Regions from separate parts of the Homo sapiens genome. Here region 2 is linked to region 1. Evidence: read pairs that join two places in POLR2A ChIA-PET (ENCODE). Cell type or tissue: OCI-LY7. All regions are shown on one strand. Links, peaks and the distances in the headings refer to the core of each region. The heading gives the core; the rest is flanking DNA.

Region 1 (9,053 bases), core at 2,553-7,552:
TCTAGTTTGATTGCACTATGGTCTGAGAGACAGTTTGTTATAATTTCTGTTCTTTTACATTTGCTGAGGAGTGCTTTACTTCCAACTATGTGGTCAATTTTTGAATAAGTGCGGTGTGGTGCTGAGAAGAATGTATATTCTGTTGATTTGGGGTGGAGAGTTCTGTAGATGTCTATTAGGTCTGCTTGGTGCAGAGCTGAGTTCAATTCCTGGGTATCCTTGTTAACTTTCTGTCTCCTTGATCTGTCTAATGTTGACAGTGGGGTGTTAAAGTCTCCCATTATTATTGTGTGGGAGTCTAAGTCTCTTTGTAGGTTTCTAAGGTCTTGCTTTATGAATCTGAGTGCTCCTGTATTGGGTGCATATATGTTTAGGATAGTTAGCTCTTCTTGTTGAGTTGATCCCTTTACCACTATGTAATGGCCTTCTTTGTCTCTTTTGATCTTTGTTGGTTTAAAGTCTGTTTTATCAGAGAGTAGGATTGCAACCCCTGCCTTTTTTTGTTTTCCATTTGCTTGGTAGATCTTCCTCCATCCCTTTATTTTGAGCCTATGTGTGTCTCTGCATGTGAGATGGGTCTCCCAAATACAGCACACTGATGGGTCTTGACTCTTTATCCAATTTTCCAGTCTGTTTCTTTTAATTGGAGCATTTAGCCCATTTACATTTAAGGTTAATATTGTTATATGTGAATTTGATCCTGTCATTATGATGTTAGCTGGTTATTTTGTTCGTTAGTTGATGCAGTTTCATCCTAGCCTCGGTGGTCTTTATAATTTGGCATGTTTTTGCAGTGGCTAGTACCAGTTGTTCCTTTCCATGTTTATTGCTTCCTTCAGGAGCTGTTTTAGGGCAGGCCTGGTGGTGACAAAGTCTCTCAGCATTTGCTTGTCTGTAAAGGATTTTATTTCTCCTTCACTCATGAAGCTTATTTTGGCTGGATATGAAATTCTGGGTTGAAAATTCTTTTCTTTAAGAATGTTGAATATTGGCCCCCACTCTCTTCTGGCTTGTAGAGTTTCTGCCAAGAGATCAGCTGTTAGTCTGATGGGCTTCCCTTTGTGGGTAACCCGACCTTTATCTCTGGCTGCCCTTAACATTTTTTCCTTCATTTCAACTTTGGTGAATCTGATAATTATGTGTCTTGGAGTTGCTCTTCTCGAGGAGTATCTTTGTGGCATTCTCTGAGTATCTTTGTGGCATTCTCTGAGTATCTTTGTGGCATTCTCTGTATTTCCTGAATTTGAATATTTGCCTGCCTTCCTAGATTGGGGAAGTTCTCCTGGATAATATCCTGCAGAGTGTTTTCCAACTTGGTTCCATTCTCCCTGTCACTTTCAGGTACACCAATCAGACGTAGATTTCGTCTTTTTACATAGTCCCATATTTCTTGGAGGCTTTGTTCATTTCCTTTTATTCTTTTTTCTCTAAACTTGTCTTCTCACTTCATTTCATTCATTTCATCTTCCATCACTGATACCCTTTCTTCCAGTTGATCGAATCGGCTACTGAAGCTTGTGCATTCGTCACGTAGTTCTCGTGCCATGGTTTTCAGCTCCATCCGTTCGTTTAAGGACTTCTCTGCCTTGGTTATTCTAGTTAGCCATTCATCTAATCTTTTTTCAAGGTTTTTAACTTCTTTGCCATGGGTTCAAACTTCCTCCTTTAGCTGGGAGAAGTTTGATCATCTGAAGCCTTCTTCTCTCAACTCGTCAAAGTCATTTTCCATCCAGCTTTGTTCCGTTGCTGGTGAGGAGCTGCGTTCCTTTGGAGGAGGAGAGGCGCTCTGATTTTTAGAATTTTCAGTTTTTCTGCTCTGTTTTTTCCCCATCTTTGTGGTTTTATCTACCTTTGGTCTTTGATGATGCTGACGTACAGGTGGGGTTTTGGTGTGGGTGTCCTTTCTGTTTGTTAGTTTTCCTTCAAACAGAAAGGACCCTCAGCTGCAGGTCTGTTGGAGTTTGCCAGAGGTCCAGTCCAGACCCTGTTTTCCTGGGCATCAGCAGTGGAGGCTGCAGAACAGCGAATATTGTTGAAGAGCAAATGTTGCTGCCTGTTTGTTCCTCTGGAAGTTTTGTCTCAGAGGTTTACCCGGCCGTGTGAGGTGTCAGTCTGCCCCTACTGGGGGGTGCCTCCCAGTTAGGCTACTCAGGGGTCAGGACCCACTTGAGGAGGCAGGCTGTCTGCTCTCACATCTCAAGCTGTGTGCTGGGAGAACCACTACTGTCTTCCAAGCTGTCAGACAGGGACATTTAAGTCTGCAGAGGTTTCTGCTGCCTTTTATTTGGCTATGCCCTGCCCCCAGAGGTGGAGTCTACAGAGGCAAGCAGGCCTCCTTGAGCTGTGGTGGGCTCCACCCAGTTCGAGCTTCCTGGCCGCTTGTTTACTTGCTCAAGCCTCAGCAATGGTGGGAGCCACTCCCCCAGCCTCGCTGCCACCTTGCAGTTTGATCTCAGACTGCTGTGCTAGCAATGAGCAAGGCTCCTTGGGCATAGGACCATCCGAGCCAGGCACGGGATATAATCTCCTGGTGTGCCATTTGCTAAGACCGTTGGAAAAGTGCAGTATTAGGGTGGGAGTGACCAGATTTTCCAGGTGCCGTTTGTCACCCCTTTCCTTGGCTAGGAAAGGGAATTCCCTAACCCCTTGCACTTCCTGGGTGAGGTGATGCCTCGCCTGGCTTTGGCTCATGCACGGTGCGCTGCACCCACTGTCCTGCACCCACTCTCCAACAATCCCCAGTGAGATGAACCCAGTACCTCAGTTGGAAATGCAGAAATCATCTGTCGTCTGCGTTGCTCACGCTGGGAGCTGTAGACTGGAGCTGTTCCTATTCGGCCATCTTGGACAGGGGTTTTCTGAAGTGTATTTCTTAAACATGATACCACCAGTACTGAGCCACATGGGTTCTGGACATATAATTCATTATTCAACAGCATTTCATATCTCTTTACCACATGCTAGGCCAGTGTAGGATCTGTATATGCAAAGAAAATCATGTTGGCCTCCACTCTCAAGAGGTCAGATGGTCTCTGGTAGAGATAGATATACATGTAAAGAGTGAAATGAAGTGTTTCAAGTACTGAGATGTACCAGATAAAAGCTTTTACACCAGATGCATGTTTTTAAAACATGAAAACAAGGATATTCAGAGTTGCTGGGAATTGGGGACACCAGGAAGATCCTCACAACTCCAGAGATGTTCCTGACTGACCCTGGAGGTGGCAAAGGAAGAGAGACCAGAGGGTGGTGAGGAAGGGAACCATGTGCTGTTTTCCCCCCGGAAATACTCTGAGCTCCTATATTTTTCTTTGGAAACATTGAAAGTTTGATTTGTAATCAAGAAAAGCCAAGAGGGGCAGCGTGATCTCCTCATGATTTGAAAGGTAACTCTGGGGGGCCAGGCACAGTGTCTCATGCCTATAACCCCAACACTTTGGGAGGTGAAGGCAGGCGGATTACTTGAGTTCAAGCATCAGGAGTTCAAGATCAGCCTGGAAAACATGGCAAAATCACATCTCTACTAAAAATATAAAAAATTAGCTGGGTGTAATGGCATGCACCTGTAGTCCCAGCTATGTAGGAGGCTGAGGTGGGAGGATCACCTGAGCCTGGGAAGTTGAGGCTACAGTGAGCCATGATTGTACCTCTGCACTACAGCATGGGCAACAGGAGTGAGACCCTGTCAAAAAAAAAAAAAGGAAGAAAAAGAAAGATAACTTTATAGCATTCATAGCAGGAGAAAAACAGAGGACAAAGTCAGATTACTGTGTTCCACAATTTGTACAGTACAAGATTTCTAAGGAGAAAAAGCGAAAAGTGAAAAGTGCACTATTCTATTGCAAGACATAGCAAGTAATTGCCAACTTCCTTCAAAACTGAAACATGAATGTTCATGCTTATAGCAAATGTCATTGCACAATTAAAGGCACAGTGTGCCTAACGTATGGCATTGTCAGCGTGTGAGTAATCTGTGTGTTATGTTTGACACGAGACATATGAGGTGTCATGACTAACTAAGGATACATTCTGTCCTGGCAGTTTCAATAGCATGAAGCATGACAATAATGGGGAGGGAAAATGAAGCCAAATACGTGGAGAGAGAGATATGTGTTTTTTTTGAGACAGAGTCTCACTCTGTTGCCCAAATATATGAATACATTTTTAAAAATCGTGTCTTCTATTTCATGGACTTTACTTTTCATCTTGCATGAAAAGTGAGAAAGGAAGTATAAAGTGCAATTGAATCAAGCTTCTCTTTTCGAAGTTGGTCATTACCTTATATAAGAATGTGTTTCTGTGCCTCTGTCTTTCAGTGAGGAGAAGGAGGGAGATGTGGGAGAGGAACAAGCTTGACATCTCCCTAGTGCTCAGTTATTGCCAGTAACTGTGCTGGTGTGTTATCTGTGCTGTCACTGACGCAGAGCAGCAGGAGGGGTTGGCGTTAGAGTGAACTCTAGGAACAGGCTCTAGGGTGGGGGTCCTGGTTCAGCCACTTAGCACTGTGACTGAGCAAATTCTCAACTAGCCATAGCAACTAACAGGGCATTGAGAGTTTGCCCTGTGTGAGGCACCATATCAAGTATTCTCCTATTATTTTTCGAATCCTCACAACATCCTTCTACACAAGATAGAAGAAATTGAGGTAAAGTTAAGGCAGAAGGAATGGCATAAAGAGGAAAAACATCTGGGTTCTAGAGTAATACTGCTGGTGTTCATGTCACCGCTAGACCACTTATTACCTGTGTCACTGTTGGCAAATTATTACATTCTCTTGAGACAGCTAGGGCATACTTTGAATAGGGTTTGGCACATAGGAAGAGCTCAGTAATATCAACTCCTATTGTGACTCAGTGAAATGGCAGGTATCCCTGTTTGTGAAGTACATTAACTGCTTAGTCTTGAGGAACAGAGAGAACAGATATCATGACTTGAGGACACTGGTTTGAGGCCAGAAAATGTACATACAGCTATTGTAGGCTGGTATTGAGGACTGTGCGCGTGCTCACTGGTCCGTGTCTACTCCAACAGTGCATGTTCCTCTTTCAGTTCCTCTTTGGGGTCTGGGTGGGGAGAAGTGCAAAGGGAAGAGGTGTCATGCCTTTGTGATTTCTTTCAAGAGCAAATCAAGGCTTCCAGTAATGAGTACCCTAGAGTGTCAAGACATTCTCTAGCCAAAAGGCCACCAGCTTCCCAATAAGGAGAGTATCTGTGACATGTAGCACACCCAACAGAAATAAACCTCATGAACTCAGAATTCTATCTGGGGGGACTCTTTATTTGTGCTCCAGAACTTTGAAGGCTAGTAGTAAGGCCCATTCAAAATATAAAGACATTTCTATGTTATAATACTCAGAGGATTCTTTAATCAAAATTTGCGAACATGGCAAAAAGCTAGTTTAAAAAGATGAAACTCTCACTGATGTAATGAAAAATTTATCAGTTATGTATTTATCTCACTAAGTGATGAATTAGTTTATGCTTAAGCTCATTTTCAACACTGGTGCTCAGATTTTACAAAATTGCTTTTAATTACCAAACCCCCCCAAGACTCAGAAGGCAGCCAGTATAAGGGCAGTTGTCTGTTTTTTTAGAGGGAACATGAATAAATGCATTCATGCTTCTCCTTACGAATCACTACTCTTTCTAAGGCTCTATTTTTTTTTTTAAGGGATGGGGTCTCCATCCCTCTGTCACCAAGGCTGGAGGGCAGTGGTGCTATCCCAGCTTACTGCAGCCTCTGACTCCTGGGCTCAAGCAATCCTCTCTCCTCAGCCTCCCAAAATGCTAGGATTACAGCTGTGAGCCACCGTACCCAGCCGTCTTTAATTTTAAAGGAGCAGTCTGAGCTCTGTTGGCCAAGAAGGGCTGTAGATGCTGGAGGCCTCTTCTACAACCAGCCCAAGTTCCCTGCCACTTTGACAATCTGAGTGAGGGTCTTGGCTTGGCAGCCCCAGAGCCAATGAATGGCTAGAGACCCATCCATAATCCAGAGCAAAATTCCCATTTCTGTTTGGTTATTCTTTTCTTTTCCTCATCTTATCCATTCTCTAGGTTTTATTTCCAGCCTATTATGATGTATATTTGGTCTGGCTAGATAAGACAGTCTCCAAACAGAGACAGAATGATCTTGAGAAGAAGATAGCAACATCATTTGAATGGTTTCCATGGATTTTATTTGGGGTTAATTGATCTTAGCATCTCCTAAGTAACCTGAATGGTTCAAAATGCAGCCTTCAGTTTTTCCTGTCTGACTACAGTTAGGTCTTGATTGAGATCACCATGGTAATCTGTTTTAAAGTATGAAAAAGGGCCTGCTTAAGGCCAACTAGCAGAGAGAAGGTATATCTCCAGGTTTGAGGCACATGCTGTTGTCTGCTTCTTTCTAAAGACACCACCTTCTGTTTCCAATGTGAAAAGAGATAAACAGAAATTTCAAATGATCTGGTAAGGATAATAAAATAGAGTATGCAGGCCGGGCGCAGTGGCTCACGCCTGTAGTCCCAGCACTTTGGGAAGCAGAGGTGGGCGGATCACGAGGTCAAGAGTTCGAGATCAGCCTGGCCAACGTGGTGAAACACCGTGTCTACCAAAAATATAAAAATTAGCTGGGCATGATGGCAGGCGCCTGTAATCCCAGCTGCTCAGGAGGCTGAGGAAGGAGAATCACTTGAGCCCGGGAGGCGGAGGTTGCAGTGAGCCGAGATTGAGCCATTGCACGCCAGCCTGGGCTACAGAGCAAAACTCTGTTCTCAGAAAAAAAAAAAAAGTGCATGCAATACTTAAAGAATGACTATTATCCAATAAGATAAACCATAAATAATTCCTAAGATTACCTTAATAGTATTTTCTGATATAAGAAATTAGCTTTAAAATCCTATAATTATAAAATTATAAAATTAAATTATGTAAAATAGGGTAAAGTTATTCCTTAAAGGTTATATATATGATTAAAACATAAAAGATTAAATGGCTTCTGGCCACTGCTGGCAATGGCTAGTTTCTCTTTAGTATATGGGTAGCCTGGGAAGAGATGAAGAGTAAGGGAAGGGGTTAGAACTGGGTCTTCCCTAAGTCTCATTATCCCCGTCCTGCCTCCCTTACAGCCCCCTCTGCAACAGATAGGAGAGATTTGGGGAGCATCAGCCTGACTTGCCATGCAGGGTAAGACAGGAGAGGGATTGTCCTGTTCTGTGCAGAGGAGGCCCCCATGGTACCCCCATCTCCCCACCAGGCTGTTGGAGACTTGAGAGGTAAATGAGGGTCAGAGAGTGGCCTTGTTCCTCCCAGGATCAGGCTGTGATGTGTGCATGCTGCTTAGGTGGAAGCTCTGCCCCTTCCCACACCCTTCCCTGTGCATCCCAGGGGACTCCCCCAGCAGGTAGGTAGGACCTGGACAGAGCTTAATGCCTTGAGCATTTGCAGAAGCTTCACTATCTGCTCTGTCACTTTTGGCATTGAGGCAACTGCCATCTGTTCTTGGAAAAGGCAAAAAGATGATCCATATGTCAAGGTGAAAGAAAGAACTTGAGGTGTATCTGCAATATTTCCTTTTCTCTTACCCTTTGATTCTGCTTGAGATCCTTTGTTCCTTGGCGGTCAGCCCTTTGCAATACTGAACAGAGAAGCCAAACCAAAGGTACCCCGGTGGGGGTAGGTAGCTCCACATAGGAAAAGGATCAAGAAGAAAAATTCAGCAAGGAAGCGGGGGCAGGGGAGAACTAAACAAACAAGTCAAATGTGAAGAGGGTTGCTGTGTATTGTGTTACGATTTCCTATCCCTTCTCCCAATGGCCATATCCTAATCACCCTCATTCAGCAAATCCCATTATAGTCCTTTCTATTTCAGAAAATATTTTTAATCAATCATTTTAAACAGTTAAAAACTAACAAATATGCCTACTGTGCATCAGGGGTTTTTTAGGTTATTTAAAAATACTTGAACCCTCATAATAACACTCTGAAGTAGGAACATTATTCTTACTTGATTATTGAGGAGACTGATGCAGAGAAGATAAACAGCTCAAAGTCACATGGGTAGAAAGTGACAAATCTGGGCTTCAAATTCATAGTCTGGCTTCTGTGTCTATGCTTTTAGCCACTGCGCTGTGTTGCTTCTCTTACATTTTTACATTAGATCTTTATTAAACATATAAAAATGAATATAATATCCTGGTAAAAAAATTAAGTCATTATAAATAAAATCATTTCTGGACTGTTCCCCATCCTCAATTCTGGCTCTTTTTCTGTTTAGAGAGAATCATATCTTTGCACAGCTTTTATCTCCTATATACTTTCATGCATGTGTATACACACATGTCTATGCATACACATATACACACACGTATATAAGTACAAATATATATATCCACATACATATATGTGCACACATATATGTATATGCATTACATATAATTGTAGAAAATACATATTGTTTGTGTGTTTAGTTTTTTACTTTGTATTACTCAACAATGTGTCTTGGAGATCTTCCTTGTCTACGTATAATACAGCTGCATTTTTAAAAATTGTTGCGTTATTTCATGGTGCAGATACATTATGTCTTATATAAGCAAACCCCTAATGAGAATGGAACATTTAGGTCTTTTCCCCCTATTTCATACTCTTTCAAACAGTGCAGCAGCAATGACCGTCTTTGTACATATTTCCTGTGTGTGCAGATGAGTATTCCAGCCTATGTTGTTTTTGGGTACATCATCTGCTATGACAGGCTCAGGAGGACCTGATATAATCAGGTAACTCTATAGCAACAGGATGCTTTATTTTTCATATTTTCTTAGAATGATAAAACTTAATTCCTTTGGGCCCTGATATTGATTTAGAGGTCTTAAAGTTTTCTCTTAAATTGTCTCACTTGTTTTTAGGCTAAAGTTTCCTGTTATTTCTTTCTAAACTGAATATGAGGCTCTTTAACAGAACAGACAGAGCAAAATTGGAACTGCATATTTCTGCCTTTTCGTGACATGAACTTTGTGTTGCCAGTGACAATTTTGATTTATAAGATAATGTACACAGGCAAAAAGTAGAAAATATAT
Region 2 (9,053 bases), core at 2,849-7,848, 130 kb before region 1:
GGCTGGCAAACCTTTTCTGTGAAAAGCGAGATAAATATGTTTAGGCTTTGGAGGCTTTACACATAGTCTCTGTCATATATTCTTCTGAGTTTTGTTTTATGACCCTGTAAAAACATAAAAACCTGAGTCCTTGAACCAGTAAGTGTGCAGGGTCTTCCTTAACACCAATATTCACCAGACAGAGCCCCGAACTCATGCTGGCAAACCCCTATTCCAAAAATTTGCCCAAAGGCTATTTCACAAAGCTTTTAACCTGCTAAAATCTCTCAGTGTTCTTAATCCTTAATTCAGTGAGGTAAACATTTCCTTTGTAACTTTCCGTAATGGTTTCTATAATCAGGTACACATGGCTCCAGGCTCTCCTGAGAGAACAACGAAACCTTTCAGACTTGGAGTCCTCACCCAACATTTCCATACGGAGAGAGATGGTAGTGATAACTGAGAGTGATTTAAATTCTAAAGTAACTGTAGTTTATTAAAAGATATTATCAGATACCTCATAACCACTCTAGACTCAACTACTTTAATAGTCTTCTTAATTAAAAAGAGGAAGATCAAAAGGTAAATATGAACTTTATCATATTAGAGGCCAACTACCTCCTGTACTTCTTTTGATCTCCCAGAAACCGGTAACTGTTCATCAGGCTTCTACAATTCAATTTCAAAAAAGGTATTTTGGTTTAATAGGCTCTTTCTTGTAAGTCTTACTCATTATGTTCCCAAGTGACATCATCATGGAAATTCCACTTGAGAATTAACCTGCTGATCCTAGTACATGATGATGGTCCCTGCCAGTTCCTTAGTCATTTAGCGGAGATAGGTTTTTTTAGGGGTCTACCTTGTAACAGGCTCTGGACTAGGTATTGGAGGATGGGGGACAGAGTGGTGATATCTTGCAGGTCCTAAATGCTAGTGTTAGATAAAACAAAGATGAAAAGGTTAACTAGTCTATGTGGGGGGTTATTTAAATTGGAAGTTATAAAGAGGTAAAATAATGCAGTAGAGGGAGACTAACGTGTGCATGTACGTGCACTTGTGTGTTGAAGTAGGAGTTCAGCCTCTTTTAGCTTTTGCTGGATGGTCAGGGAAGGCCTCTACAATGATATAGCCTTTGATTCTTTCTTTTTTTTTTAATTTGAGACGGAGTCTTGCTCTGTCGCCCAGGCTGGAGTGCAGTGGTATGATCTCAGCTCATTGCAAGCTCCACCTCCCGGGTTCAGGCCATTCTCCTGCCTCAGCCTCCCGAGTAGCTGGGACTACAGGCACCTGCCACCACGCCTGGCTAATTTTTTGTATTTTTAGTAGAGACGGTGTTTCACCGTGTTAGCCAGGATGGTCTCGATCTCCTGACCTCGTGATCCTCCGGCCTTGGCTTACCAAAGTGTTGGGATTACGGGCGTGAGCCACCGCACCTGGCCGATATAGCCTTTGATTCTAAGGTCACGTTATTTTGGAGCTTCCCAAATTTTGGCATCTATACCAGTACAAGAGATGACTTTTGTTGGTATGTAGGCAACTTTTCTTAATACTAAGTTAAGCACTTATTTTAATGTGTATTAAGACATAACCCTAGCATATAAAAGCTCTATTCAAGGACATTATTACTTAAGAGGATGCAAAGTAGCAACACTGTGGCGAACCACAGTGACAGGCCTGGTGCTGAGGATGCCCTCTCTTACTCCAGGGTGGGATGAAGGTTGAGGCAGACAGTGATCAGAAGGATCTTCTCCAGGTCACCTAGCTAGACAGTGGTGAATCCAGGAAGGTCTCCTCCATTCAGTGCAGTGGTTCTCAACCCAGGATGATTCTGCCTCTCAGACATCTGGCAATATCTAGAGACATTTTTGGTTGTTACAACTGGGGATTTTCTACCAGCATCTAGTGGTAGGGGCCAGGGATGTTACTAAACATTCTACAAAGCATAGAACAGCCCATACAACAAAGAGTTAACAGTCCAGAGTGTCAACAGTGCCAAGGTTGAGAGGCCCTGGTAAAGTGATAGTTCTGTTAACCATAAACCTTCCTTCCCACTATTTGCTGCCAAATGAATAGAAATTTTATTTTATTTTTTTAGCAAAAACCACCTGTGACATTTACCTGGCAATACCCTATGTTGGGATTTCGAAAAGCATAAGCTGTTAAGACTCTCCTTAGTGCAGCAATGCCCATTTCATTCTGAAAAGCTGGGTGTTCTGGAAGGGAGCGGTGTAAATCCCTCTCAATCTCCTCCGTGGCGAGATTATACTTCCCCATGGACTTCTCCACTAGGTCTTCATAGTACCCAGGATGTGTGGCCTTCTCATTGATGGCACCTGAGATATATCCAACAGATACAGTATCAAAAACGTGAGAGCTCTGCCTTTTGGTTTGCAACTACAGCTTATGATTGAACTGCTTTACTTTCCTACCTCTCAAAGGAAACTTGCAAGAGAAGGTGAAATCACAGATGTGGTATGTTGCAATCGTGGCTAGACTGGTGAATTTGCCTGTGGCCTCCTTCCCTCTTTCAGCTCCATAGTAGGCTGGCTACTTAAAAACTTTCCTAAGGTAGAGGTTCCCAAGCTACAAAACCATGCTCTGAGGAACTCCCACAGACAGTCCTGAAGGGCTGCTTAGGAGCACAGGTGGGGAGGTCATCATAACAAGCCAGGCTGAGGCTTCACCTTCTCATCACTCTCTTCAACCCCAGCAGCTTTGCTTTTATTTTATTGTGGTTTCATTAAGATTTCACTTGAAATAGGAGGTTCTGTCTCTCAAAATAAGTCTGAAAACTGCCTGCTAACGTGTTAGCTCTGAAGGGTTTAATAGCCATATTGAGGGAGATACTTGGAGTTTTTCAAATTGCAGAGTGGTAAGAGTATTCCTAACAGTGGTGAGTCATCATTGTTGACAGAAGTTCCTCAGGTGTTGGGGATGGGGATGGAGGGTTATACTGAGAATCATCCATTTGAGATACTTACAGTTTAGGATTCTTCAAGACAGAAAAACCCTATATGCAAGTATCTACCTCTCAATCTAAATTTTAATTACATTCCTGTTGGGAAGACTGAATATTCACATGCAGAAGAATGAAAATGAACTCTTTTTTTATACCATGTACCAAAATTAATGCAAAATGGATTAAATTAAATTTCAATTCCTGAAACCATAAAACTAGTAGAAGAAAATATAGAAAGAAAATGCTTCTTGACACTGATATGGCAATTATTTTCTGGATGTGACACCAATAGCACGGGCAGCAAAAGCAAAAATCAGACAAGTGGGATAGCATCAAACTAAAAAGCTCTGCACAGCAAAGGAAGCAATCAAAAAGCAACTTAATGGAAGAAAATATCTGCAAACCATATGTCTGATAAGGGGTCAATATACAAAATATATAATGAACTCACAGAACTCAATAGCCTAAACCAAACAACCTGATTTTAAAATGGGCAAAGGAAATGAATAGACAGTTCTCAAAAGAAGGTATACAAATCACCAACAGGTGTATTTAAAGGTGCTCAACATCACTAATCATCAGGGAAATGCAAATCAAAACTACAATGAAATACCACCTCATACCTGTCAGAATGGCTATGATAAAAAAGACAAAAGATAACAAGTGTCAGCAAGGATGTGGAGAAAAGGGAACCCTTGTACACTGTTGGTGGGAATGTAAATTGCTACAGCCATTACAGAAAACAGTATAGAGATTCCTTAAACTAAAAATAGAGCCACCTTATGATCCAGTAATCCCACTCTAAGCATATATCCAAAAGAAGTGAAATCAGTATCCTGAAGAAATATCTGCATCCTATGTTTATTGCAGCATTTTCACAATAGCCAAGATATAGAAACAATCTAAATACCCATTAAGAGATGAATGGATAAAGAAAATGGGGCATATATACAAAATGGGATACTATATTCAGCCTATAAGAGGGGAAGTCCTATCATTTTTGATAACATGGTTGAACCCAGAAGACATTATGCTAAGTGAAATAAGCCAGGCACAGAAAGACAAGTAATACATGTTCTCAGTTGTATGTGGAATCTAATATAGTCAAACTCATAGAAACAGAGTCTAGAATGGTGATTACCAGGAGCTAAGGAAGGGGAAAAATGGAGAGATGTTGGTCAAAGGGTATAGAGCTTCAGTTATAAGAAATGAAAATGTTCTGAAGATCTAATGTAATACTGTATTGTATACTTGAAATTTGCTAAGAGGGTAGATCTTAAGTGTTCTCTCACCAAACTCTCCCCACCAAAAAAAAAAAAAAAACAAGAAAAAAAGACAAAAAGAAAAAATCATGGGAACAATGTGAGGTAATAGATATGGTAAACTAGCTCAATTATAGTAATCATTTCACAATGTATATGAAATCATCAAATTAATACACCTTAAATATATATACTTTTTATTTGTCAATTATACCTCAACAACGCATGAATGAGTTCATGAAGGCTGCAGGATACAAAAAAGAATAAAATATTTCGGAATAAATATAACAAAACACATGTAAGAGTTGCACACTGCAAGCTACAAAATATTGCTAAAAGAAATTGACAAAGACTTAAATAAAAGACATCCTGTGTTTATGGGTTGGAAGACTTAATGTTGTTAAGATAGAAAAACTCCCAAACTGATCTACAGATTCAACACAATACCTATCAAAATCCCATCTGTCCTTTTTGCAAAAATTGGCTAGCTGGTCCTAAAATTCATATGCAACTTCAAGAGACTCAAAAAAGGACAAGAAAATTGGAGGACTCACACTTCCCAATTTTAAAACTTACTGCAAAGCTACAGTAAGCAAGACAGTGTAGTACTGGCATAAAGATAGACATACAGATCAATGGACTAGATTTAAGAGTCCAGAAATAAATCCTAACATTTAAGGTCTATTAATTTTTAACAAGGGTGCTAAGACAATTCACTGGGGGAAAGAATAGTATTTTCAACAAATGGTGCTGGGACAACTAGATATCCATACGGAAAAGAATGAATTAGACAGTCACCTGCATCTCACACCACATAAAAAATTAACTCAAGGCCGGGTGCAGTGGCTCACGCCTGTAATCTCAACACTTTGACAGGCCAAGGTGGGTGTATCACGAGGTCAGGAGTTTGAGACCAGCCTGATGAACATGGTGAAACCCCGTGTCTACTGAAAATACAAAAATTAGCCAGGCGTGGTGGTGCACACCTGTAATCCCAGCTACTCAGGAGGCTGAGGCAGAAGAATCGCTTGAACCCAGGAGGTGGAGGTTTCAGTGAGCCAAGATTATGCCATTGCACTCCAGCCTGGGTGACAGGGTGAGACTCAGTCTCCAGAAAAAAAAAAAAAAAAAAATTAACTCAAAATGACCTAACTATAAGAGCTAAAACTACAAACTCTTAGAAGAAAGCATAGTAGTGTAAATCTTCATGTCATGAGAGCAGAGTGACAAAGGAAAAAATAGACAAATTGTATTTCATTAAAATTAAATTTTTTTGTGCTTCGAAGGATACCATCAAAGACAGTGAAAAGACAATGCACAGAATGGGAGCATTTTTAGGAAAAATCTGATAATGAACTTGTATCTCAAATATGTTTAAAAACTTTTACAACTCAATAACTAAAAGATAACCCAATTAAGAGCAGGCAAAGGATCTGAGTACATATTTCTACAAAGAAGATATAGAAGTGGTCAGTAAGTGCATGAAAAAATGTTCAACATCATTATCCTTCAGGAGAATGCAAATCAAAATAATGTTTAACCTTTAAAAGGTTAAACATAGAGTTACCATACGAACCAGAAATTCCACTTCATTCATACATTCAAGAGAAATAGAAGCAGGTGTCCATAAAAAAACCTGTATTTAAAAAAATTTTAAACTTTTGAATTTTCTAAATTTTAAATCTATATTTTATTTTCTGAGAGAGGGTCTTGCTGAGTCACCCAAGCTGAGGTGCAGAGGTCTGATCACAGCTCATTGCAGCCTCAACCTCCCAGACTCAAGCAATCCTCCCATCTCAGATTCTTGAGTAGCTGGGACTACATGTGCGTGCCACCACACCCAGCTAGTTAAAAAAAAAATTTTTTTTTGTAGAGATGGGGTCTCACTATGTTGCCTGGGTTGGTGTCAAACTCCTGGGCTCAAGTGATCCTCCCTCCTTGGCCTCCCAAAGTGCTGGGATTACAAGCATGAGCCACTGTGCCCAGCCCACACAAAAACATGTAGATGAACATTCATAGCAGCATTATTCATAGGAACCAAAAAGTAGAAACAACCTAAATGTTTATCAACTGAAAAACGAATGAACAGAGTATAGTATGTCCATACAATGATATAATATTTGGCCATAAAAAGGAATGAAATGCTGATACATGCTATGATATGGTGGAACCTTGAACACAGTATGCTATGTGAAAGAAGCCAGTCACAAAAACCTACATATTGTATGCTTCCATTTATACAAAATGTCTAGCAACAGAAAGTAGTCTGGTGGTTGCCTGGGGCTGGGAGGGGGCTTGAGGGGAATGGAACTACCAGTCTGTATTTCCAAACAGTTTATATTTATTTTCCTTTTTTTTGAGACAGAATCTTGCTCTTTCGCCCAGGCCGGAGTGCAGTGGCGCTATCTCGGCTCACTGCAAGCTCCGCCTCCCGGGTTCACGCCATTCTCCTGCCTCAGCCTCCCGAGTAGCTGGGACTACAGGCGCCCGCCACCGCGCCCATCTAATTTTTTGTATTTTTTTTAGTAGAGACAGGGTTTCACCTTGTTAGCCAGGATGGTCTCGATCTCCTGACCTCGTGATCCGCCCACCTCGGCCTCCCAAAGTGCTGGGATTACAGGCGTGAGCCACCGCGCCCAGCCTATATCTATTTTCCAAATGGATAAAAGGTATGGGGTGTTTTGGGGGGATGAAAAATGTTCTATAATTGTGATCATTGCACAATTCTGTGAATATACTAAAAAAAAAAAACCACTGAATTGTACACCTTAACTAGTAAGTTGTGAATTATATCTCAATAAAGATATCACAAAAAATATATAAATGATATATATATTGACAGGGTAAACACTCAACATTTCATAATTCAGAAAAGTGGAGCCCCAAGACCCCTGGACTGGCCAAGGCCTTGTCTCTGATGGTCACTGAGAGAGCTGGCCTCACCACTCACGCTGGCCCTGGAAAAGCCAACCCAGCTGACAGGGACATAACGCTGGCTTTTGCTCTGTTGATGTGGGAGACGTACTGTGATTTCTTGTCATCTGACCTGCATTTCATTTCAGCGGGTACAGAGTTCAGGTCATGATGCCGTCACCCTAAGGGTCACAGGAAGCAGGTGAGACCCAAGTTGGGCTCTGGCCTGGAGCTGTGCTCTCTTCATGATAGGCTGGCCTTCAGGCGAACCCCATTCCTGGATGTGGAAATACGGGCTCAGTTATCACCCCAACAGAGGGCCGTGTGGAGACCACCCTGCGGTCTCACATGGTCCATCTGCCGTTAAAGGAAACACTGGGTCTAACTCTCAACATTATCTCTGAGATAGGGCTGTGTACTATTGTTGTATACACTAGTTTCCTGGTACTCGTTTTGAGTTTCATTTTCACTTAAAATGCAGCTATAAATAACTTCTAATTTGAACAAGGAGGATGAAAATGGAAATCTGTTTACTCTGTCAGTGATCTGAATCTGGTTGTCAAGGTGACTAGTTCACTAAACACAGGGAAGACAAGAAAAGACTGGATGGTAATGATCTTCTTGGGTTTGAATTATAATTAGAGATGAGTTGACTCAAATTTAGGTTTCTAAATGAGGAGCTATGGCTGGTCCACTTAGGGAAAATGAGGCCAGGCACAGTGGCTCATGACTATCATCCCAGCACCTGGGAGGCTGAGGTAGGAGGATTGATTGAGCCTACAAGTTTGAGACCACCCTGGGCAACACAGCAAGACACCTATCTCTACAAAAAGAAAGAAGGAAAGAAAAATGAAAAATAAGACATGTATTAAATAAATATAGAACAAACTAGTTTTACATGAAATAGACAAAACCAATTATTTTTCAGGATTATACGTCCCTATTTCTGAGACATTTATACATCTCATTATGGGCATTACATCTACTTTTACAAAGAGCTATAGGTTTTTTTAAAGGCTTTCCTGTGAGTCGTAATTATTAATTTTAGTATCACTTTTTAAGAATAAAAGCTTTTAATAATAGCATTTGTGTCAGACCATCTTAGGTTCAAATAAAAATATTCACATAAGCCTATTTAGAATGATAATATTTCAGGCTTCAATCCAGATAGAGCAACTAATTTACATGTGAAAGTAAAGTTGGTGAAACTAAGGAGTGCTCTGATGTCTGAGATATTAGAGATCCCTGGGATACACTCAGTGCTTTCGGATGGGAGGAAGCAGTGTGAGCTTAGCCTGAAGGATCTCTGGTTTCTGTAGCAGGGCTCAAAGATCTGATGTGACAGAATGATGGACAGGCACAAGAGCCAGGTCTGTGGACCAGTAAAGATGGATGCCTCTTCACCACTGGTCCATGGAAGTGTCCCCTTCTGTCCTTCCTGGCATCTCTGGCTTGAAGTACAAGGTATGATCTGAGTAAGCTTTTATTTCCAGTGCAGACTCTGGCCTCATCTTTATGGTTCCAATGATGACCAAAGACTTCAGGAGGTGGCAAAAATCAAACACCTGGGCCTTTTTATTCCTCTTATTTCTTTCCTCCCAATTCCCCACCCGATGACTGCTCTGAGGAAGTGTCACACTTAAACATTCTCAATGAAGTTGACGTAGCTGGGCAAGGAAAAAAGAACTACTGAAGTCACAAAGTATTCTGTTCTTTTACTTCAGGTTCTCTTTTATTCCTAAATAGCCTGACTGAAGAAATGGAAGTATTTATAAAGACTCGAAGGATGGTGGATTCAACATTTGGTCCGCTTCCTATGGGTCCTATAGTTTTACAAAGGGAACAATAATTGAGGAACTTCAATACTCTGGTGAGGAAACATGATGTAGCTTTCAACTGGGGGATGCATATTTGAAAGAACCCCTGAGGCATGACTGAAG

The links. ChIA-PET counts read pairs that join two places held together with the same protein. Peaks named below come from ENCODE experiments on the same cell type or tissue, not always from the same donor. Only the 100,000 strongest peaks of a DNase experiment are listed, where the experiment ranks them.
Region 2: POLR2A ChIA-PET joins it to region 1 with 12 read pairs; 4 of 35 experiments call an interaction of 5 or more read pairs at or near these places.

The regions. Positions count from the first base shown.
Region 1 is chr4:140,786,001-140,795,053 of GRCh38, forward strand. No RefSeq gene overlaps it. Among named protein-coding and RNA genes, the nearest start is that of TBC1D9, 34 kb to the left of the region's middle. In OCI-LY7, for the core only: no CTCF peak of the experiment used is centred there; a DNase peak (open chromatin) is centred at 5,041; H3K4me3 peaks cover 1,728 bases; H3K27ac peaks cover 1,158 bases.
Region 2 is chr4:140,659,796-140,668,848 of GRCh38, forward strand. TBC1D9 (TBC1 domain family member 9) reads right to left here. Exons shown (of 21, transcript NM_015130.3): 10 at 2,098-2,312. Among named protein-coding and RNA genes, the nearest start is that of TBC1D9-AS1, 48 kb to the right of the region's middle. In OCI-LY7, for the core only: no CTCF peak of the experiment used is centred there; no DNase peak of the experiment used is centred there.